2 separate regions of the Homo sapiens genome follow, and region 2 is linked to region 1. Evidence: chromatin contacts called from ENCODE Hi-C data. All regions are on one chromosome and are shown on one strand. Each heading gives the region's core, a stretch centred on a gene start or an enhancer-like site at or near the end of the contact. The rest is flanking DNA. Distances are from core to core; before and after follow the strand shown. Region 1 overlaps AKAP6 (A-kinase anchoring protein 6). Region 2 holds the start of NPAS3 (neuronal PAS domain protein 3).

Region 1 (3,379 bases), core at 605-3,104:
TGTTTATTCAATCCAAATTCTGAGTGTGTAAGAGGGGCAGAAAATCAACCCCACAGTTGAGTACCCAAGGATTCATGTTCATTGCCTTTGTCAATTTTATGCTATCAGTGAAAGGAATAAAGATGAGATCCTTACAGCTTGAATTTTCATTTCCTATGACACGTGCTTTTTCTTCATGCTTTATCACACTCCACTACTTAGTTTCCACCCCTTCATAATTGATATCGGCCATTTGAAGCATTCAGTAAAAACCCCACGAGGTTCATCGAATGTCCCCCAGTCTATAATTCTTGCTTTTAACATTCAGAAGCAAATTCATCTGAGTGTTTTCCACTTCCCCTCCATGGTTTTCTCTATGCACAGGGATGAGTGTAATGACAGTTGTATTAATTATATGCTGAAAAACCCACATAGCAGCAAAAATGATGGAGATCATCATTTTAAATATTTTATTAAAATAACCCAGTGTAGAACAGATAATGTAGACCCTCTTGATAATGAGAGGTTCATTAATTTTACAAGAATTCTAGAAAGCTTAGAATGGTCATCAAAATCATCTCTTTCATTTATTTGTTTTTAAGAAAGGGAAAACCTTCAGTTGCTGCTTTAGAGAACAAGGGTCTAATAAAATTTTCTAAGGTATTTTTAAATAATTACTTATCCTTCCAGGAAAAGCTTTGAAAAGGTAGCTTGAAACAGAGATGATTTAGGTTTCATAGTATTACTTGAAATGCCTGTAAATTTTCATCTTCTGTGACCCATTAAAATTTGGTTTCATTGACATATAGTAACCTTTGATAAATAAAATTGATATTTCTCATAAACAAACAAGCAGTACATTAAAATCCTTTGATTATTGACAGCAAGAACAACACAATCTTGCCTACCAAGTGTGTCTCCAGATACAGTTTAAGGTCATCCATCTCTGCTTTAGGGGGAGTCCAATTTTCTGTAGTTTCCATGGCTTCATTTAACCATTGAATGAATTCATCCAGTTTGTTTACAAACCCCTTGTGAAAGGAAAGAAAAGGGGAAAAAAAGGGGCAAGAAAGGCATGTTAGTTGGTTATTCTGTAAAAAGCCAATATTAAAAGTTCCAAATTTTATCCATGATCAAATCGATCCCACCGCACTCCTATCCTAGTTTCATCTTTGCTGTAATGGAATTTCCACTATTCCTGGACCTGAACTCTTACCAAAATGGGAAAGAAACTGTCAATGCTTCCCTCTCAGTTTTTCTCTAGAATCACTTTTCTGAGGAATTTGGATTGGATTGTGGGGTGTCACTGTATGGGTGACCTCAAAACATCAAAACATTTCTGGTGTCTGACAAGCATCCCCCTGCCAAAAAATCAGGTCAGGTCTGCTAGGAACACTCGTTGGCTTTGGGGGATTGCCAAATCCTTTACAGGGATTGGCATTCCTGTAAAGATGTTGTTCTTCACCCAGAAGCCTGTGGAGTTTAGTTGCCATAGCTGAACTAGAAATATATTTCAAAATTACATAAGTATTTACAGGTCCTTGGACGAGTTCTGTCCACAGCCCAAATGTCTGTGTCTGAGCCTGTGTGCTACAAAGGAAGGAAGCGTAGAAAGTGGGACCAATGAACAAACATAAATACTTGACTTCGGGTATGTACAGACATAAAGATATATTCTTGGCTAGGAAGCACAAATCACAATAACCTTGCAATTTTTCAAATAGTGGTTATAAAATTTTATTGGCCATTTAGAAGTATACATCTGTAGAAACAGAAAATATTTTGAAAATATGAAAGCCCAACTGCAAACCTAAGTGAAAGAAATGGGGCTGGGCTCCTGCTTTCCGTGTCTGGGTAAACAGCACCACCTGGAGGTCATAAGGAGCAAGGGCAGGCTTCCACACATAACTAGGAATGGGTTGAGATGCCGTTTCCCTATTAAACTTAACCCATTCTTCAGATGTGCCTTTCAAATAATCTTGATTAATATTTTTAATGCTTAACTGAGGATGTCCTGACACTGAAGTGGAAAGAGGTAAAAGTAAATATTTTTTATAATGTTTATCACAAGCTAGGTTTTGCCATTAGGGTTTTTCCTAGATAATATTTTAAGATTCATAAACCTTTAATTCAAGCAATTAGATTACCTCAAAAAAAATCATGAGAAAAAGAGAAAATGGAATTGTGGAGAGTGGTAAGTAAAAAAACAAATAACACTCAGGAACACAAATTGTTTATTAGAGGGGGACAAAGCAGAGATGTGGGCACAGAGTCCCATAGAGTCAGATCATACCATACTGCCATGCTCTGGTGTGTTGCCAACCTGTTTAGATAGAGCTCAGTCTATCATCCCACATAGTGGTACATCATATGGTTTCCCATATTCATACATGTTTCCAAAAGCTTTTCCTATTGAAAATCTCTCTATTGTACCAAGTCTCCAAGGAGAGTCACACCCAGGGATACATATCACAACCAGATTTCACAAATGCAAGATTTCTCATTTATATTCTTTCAAAAATCTATCCCAATTGGTTAGATTTGATAAAACTAATGAGAAATATCATCTTAGAGACATCATAATCACAAACTGAGACCTACACAATTGCAATTGGCTGAGCTGGGAACTATATGGTAGTTTAACATTCCTCCAGTCCTAGACTCCAACCCTAAACTGATTGACAACATCATTGAGGTTTCTGTTGGTCATCACTCAGAAGATTTTCTTCCAGGTGAGGTGAAAATATGTCCAACAGAGAAGGTTTCAGAAATTTCATACAATGTATTCCCTTACTAAGTGAATTTTCTGGTGATCTACCAAACTCAGCCTTTTTTTCTAATTTTCTCATATTGCAACTCTTTCCAAATGCCAAGAATCCATGCAAGATCATTCATTTTGCCCCTTCTCCTATCTTCAGGGTATCAGTTTGTCTGTTCTTTCGCCTTTCCTGCATTTGCATAAATTTGAGAGTTGCTTTGCTTTTCATTTCCTCCCAAATACTTGACTCTTTTAATATCGAAGTTACACTTACTCAAGCTCAGTCTTCTCAGTAGAGTGTCCCATGTGTTCAAAATGTTATTTCCTAAACTCCTTTATCTGGTAGACTACCTAGGGATCAGAATATTTCACAGGTTCATATCTGACTTGATGTTTACCATAGATCCCTTCAGATGTGTACAGTAAATCTGTGAGCAGAAATAAGGGCAGAGTCTGTTAGAACTCCAGTCCTAATTCTCGATACTCTCATAATTAAAATTTTCGTGAAAACTTAAGAGACCCTTTGCTGACCAGATGGACTTACAGAAGTATTGTCTGTCATCTGTGGATGCTAGTCAGAAAAGCAGAATTTAGATGGTTTATAAATGGGAGATGAAAATAGTACTTTATACTTCTTGCAGC
Region 2 (3,379 bases), core at 603-3,102, 360 kb before region 1:
AGCTATAGGTTAAATATTATGTTGCATCAAAAATAAAACTATGTTATAATAATTAAATCTTGCAACTAAGCACATCCTTTGTCTTCTTTTCAAGTTCACTTAAGCCTGTGAGGAAAATCAACGCGCCTGCTGCGGGTGGGGGTGCATATATCTTACTGTATTTGTTTTCCTCATGAATCAGTGGGTGACGTTTCATACTTCCTACTGCGCCTTTCCTCTTCGGAGACAGAAAGAGATATCCACTTTGCTCAAACCAATATGCTATATGCAATTAATGTCATTAACGTTGCCAATTAATAGTAAATAGGATTCCAAAGAAAGTAGGCTGGGTGGACAGCAGGAGGGAAAACCACGTTGGTGGTGATGGGGAGGGGGTGCTGAGTTACTCTGAAAATCTATCAATGCTACTCACGTAGAACAGTTACGGGTATTTTGAACACAAACTCCCTTTCCCTGTGGCTGTACTAGTTTAACTAACTTCAAATAGACATGCTCGACTGAGCCCCTTGCTTGGATATGCAATTCTCACCAGGAACTTTTTAAAACACAGATCCCCAAACAGTAACTAACGGGGCATAGATGCTCCAACTGCTGACACATTTTGGATCTCGCTGTTTGTTTGCTTATTTGGATTTGAGGGTTTTCTTCTTTATTTTTCTTTTTCCTTTGGGAGGGGTATGGAGAGGAGGGGAAGATGAGAGCGGAGGGCAGAGCGGGAGACCCACAAGTTGCCGAGCGGAGGGCGCAGCCCGGGAGGCAGGGAGGCGGCGGCCGCGCTCCTCTGGGCTCGGCCCGGCCTAGCTGCTCGCGCGGAGACGGAGCCGGCCCCTCCGCGACACATTCCGGGCCTGGCGCGAGCTCCGCGCTCCCCGCCCCCGGCCTCCTCCTCCTGCTCCTCGCCTCCTCCCCCTGCTCGCCGCCTTCCCTCCCCCTCCCCAGCCTCATTCCCTTCCTCGAGAGCAGCTGCTAGGGGACCTGCGGCGGCCCCGGGGATCCCCGGCCCCCCACCCTCGCTGCTGCTCCCGTCACACGGCAGCGCCTTCGCATCTGTTTGTTTCTTTTTCTTTTTCTCTTTTCTGTTTCTTTCTTCTTTTTTTTTTTTTTTTTGTCAGTGAGTCACTCTATTCGCCGAGCCGAGGAGGTGCGACTGCTCAGAGAGCCCGGCCGCCGCCAGAGCCTCTCGCTGCCGCAGCCGCCGCGGGGACAATGCGCGGGGCCCCGGGCGAGCGCTGCGCCCAGACGAGGTCCCCGCGGGCTCGCGGCCCAGGAGGCGGGCGGGCTGCGGAGAGGGGCCCTCGGCGGCGGAGGCGGCGGCGGCGGGAGCAGCGGCCCGGCGGCAGGTTCAATAAACAGAAAAGTGTTACCGTTCTCGCCTGGAAGGATCCTGCTGAAAGCTGGGCTTGGTGGGCGCCATCTTCCTGCTATTTTTTTTCCTCTCTTACTTTTTGCCTCTCTCCCCCCTCCCGGGTGGGGGGCGTGGGCGGGCGGGGGTGTGCGTGTGCGTGGGGTGGCGGGAGAGTGCGGCCGTGCGCGGCGCTCTGGGCTGCCCGGCGGGCGGTGGCCGGGGCCGGGGCCGTGGCCGTGGCCGTGGCGGCGGCGGCGGCGGCGGCGGCGGCCGTGCTGCTGAGGTGGGGAGGCTACGGAAAAGTAGTGGGGCCGGAGCCTCGCGGGCGGCCGGCCGTCCCCTCGCGCCGCCGGTGCTCCCAGCCGTGGGTCGCCGCTTCCGCCGCCGCCTGCGCCTTCTCCTCCCGCTGCTCGCCCGGCGCCGCCGCCGTCCATGCGCCGCAGAGCGCCCGCGGCCCGGGCCGCCCCGGCTCCCGAGGCATGCCCGGCGCGGAGACAGGCGACCGGCGGCGGCGGCGGAGGAGGAGGAGGGGGAGGCGGCGGCGGCGGCGGGGGGAGGCGGCCGCGCGGTCCCGCGGGCAGCCCGGCCCAGGGCCCCGCCGCCTCCGGGTTCTCACCCCCGCGCCGCCACCCGCCCCCGCCCCCGTCCCCCGTCACCCCTTTCTACCACCCGGAGCAGCCCGGTGGCAGGTGGGGCGCACACCCTCCCTGCGGGGGGCGCGGGGTCTAGGCCGGGAGGAGCGGGAAGGGGGAGGACACGCGGGGGGTTCCAGCTTGACCGCTGTGAAAGTATTTCTGGGCATTTTCCAGCTGCTTTGCTCCAGAGCGCTCTCTCGTACGCAGACACACACCTCCCCCCCCTTCTCTCTCTCTCTCTCTCTCTCTCTCTCTCTCTCTCTCAATTTCTCTCTCTCTCTCTCTCTCTCTCTTTCTCGTTGGGGGACTGGGAGGCTCGGCTGCCGGCGCAACAACGCCACTCAGTTGCAGTTTCAAACACTTCCCTTCTCTGGAGTATTGCAGCCAGGAGGAAAGAAAGAAACAGAAAAAGGAACTGGGAGGCCACAGGAGCGAGCTGGGGCAGGACACAGTCCCGGGAGCTCCTTGGGGGCAGCGGAAATCAATACGGATGGGGGGTGCGCTGGCCCAAGCAGATGGGCCCAAGAGCCCCGTGGGCGGTGCAGCAGCAGCACAAGCACCTTGTGGCTCTGGCGCTCTCAGCAGCGTTCCCAAAGCCGGAGCATCTGCATCAGTCACGGACGTACAGGAGTGCAGACCCCAGGGTTCACAGGTGAATCCCCGCGCGTTTAAACTCACATACAGAAGCCCCTCCCGACTCGGGTCCCGGGACTTGGGACCGGACTGCCACCCTCTGGGATCTAGCCCAGCCGCACCCCGGTTTGACAGTTCAGCAAGGCCTAGAGAAAGGCTGGCTACTCAGTGCAGGGCCCGGGCTAGAATCCTGTTACCTGGGTAGACCCTGGTCAGAGCGTTTTCTCCACTAAACCAATCAGAAGCGTGTGGACAGCTTTTTACGCAGAGACTTGGGTCAGTCATGTGTCAACCAGGCAAGTAGAAAGGACTCCCAAAGCATTTCCACTTTGAATGAATGAAAGCGCCTGATGGAAAACATCAGTCCTGTGTGAGGTTCTGCATTTGACTTTAAGCTTAAGAAAAAAATAAAGACCTGAAAAGGGGTCCTCCATTCGGTCTCTACGACTCCAGTAAAGTAGGGCTGGGAGTTGGAAACTTCCAAAGGAACACATAAATGTTTTTCGTGGTAGAGGTGTTTAATCTGCATGATGGTGTTTAAGTTCTCTTTGGAGTACACTCTACAGGTAGGAGAGAATGAGAAATGAACTGGAGTGGAGAGTGTTATGGACAAGATATACATGGGCTGGCAGAGAAGGGAAAAAGTTGCCAGTTCAAAGTTTTGGCTCCAGGACACCCAGTCTAGGGGGTTTCTGCCCGAAGATGACAAATGAGAGAAGCTTGTAGTCTCCCAAGAGGCCACTCTTTGCTTGAAAAACCCCCCACT

Evidence for each region. Hi-C counts contacts between places; a loop is a spot of excess contacts on that map. Pooled maps may share reads with other maps.
Region 2: a loop to region 1 is called in a map of dorsolateral prefrontal cortex, with 5 times the contacts of the local background. The contact joins the promoter of NPAS3 here to the enhancer-like site in region 1. A Hi-C loop is called at or near these places in 17 of 168 maps with a recorded cell type or tissue (A673, PC-3, PC-9 and 11 more), 19 of 37 single-sample maps with no recorded cell type and 31 of 50 pooled maps.

The regions. Positions count from the first base shown.
Region 1 is chr14:32,574,751-32,578,129 of GRCh38, reverse strand. It overlaps AKAP6 (A-kinase anchoring protein 6), which reads right to left. Exons shown (of 14, transcript NM_004274.5): 5 at 888-1,010. Among named protein-coding and RNA genes, the nearest start is that of AKAP6, 250 kb to the right of the region's middle. Within about 2 kb of position 1,854, at least 2 of the 41 ENCODE cell types and tissues checked have a DNase peak (open chromatin) inside an H3K27ac peak, as active enhancers do; they include dorsolateral prefrontal cortex, where a contact is called at or near this core.
Region 2 is chr14:32,937,352-32,940,730 of GRCh38, reverse strand. It overlaps NPAS3 (neuronal PAS domain protein 3), which reads right to left and starts at 1,852. Exons shown (of 12, transcript NM_001164749.2): 1 at 1,365-1,852. The coding sequence starts at 1,414.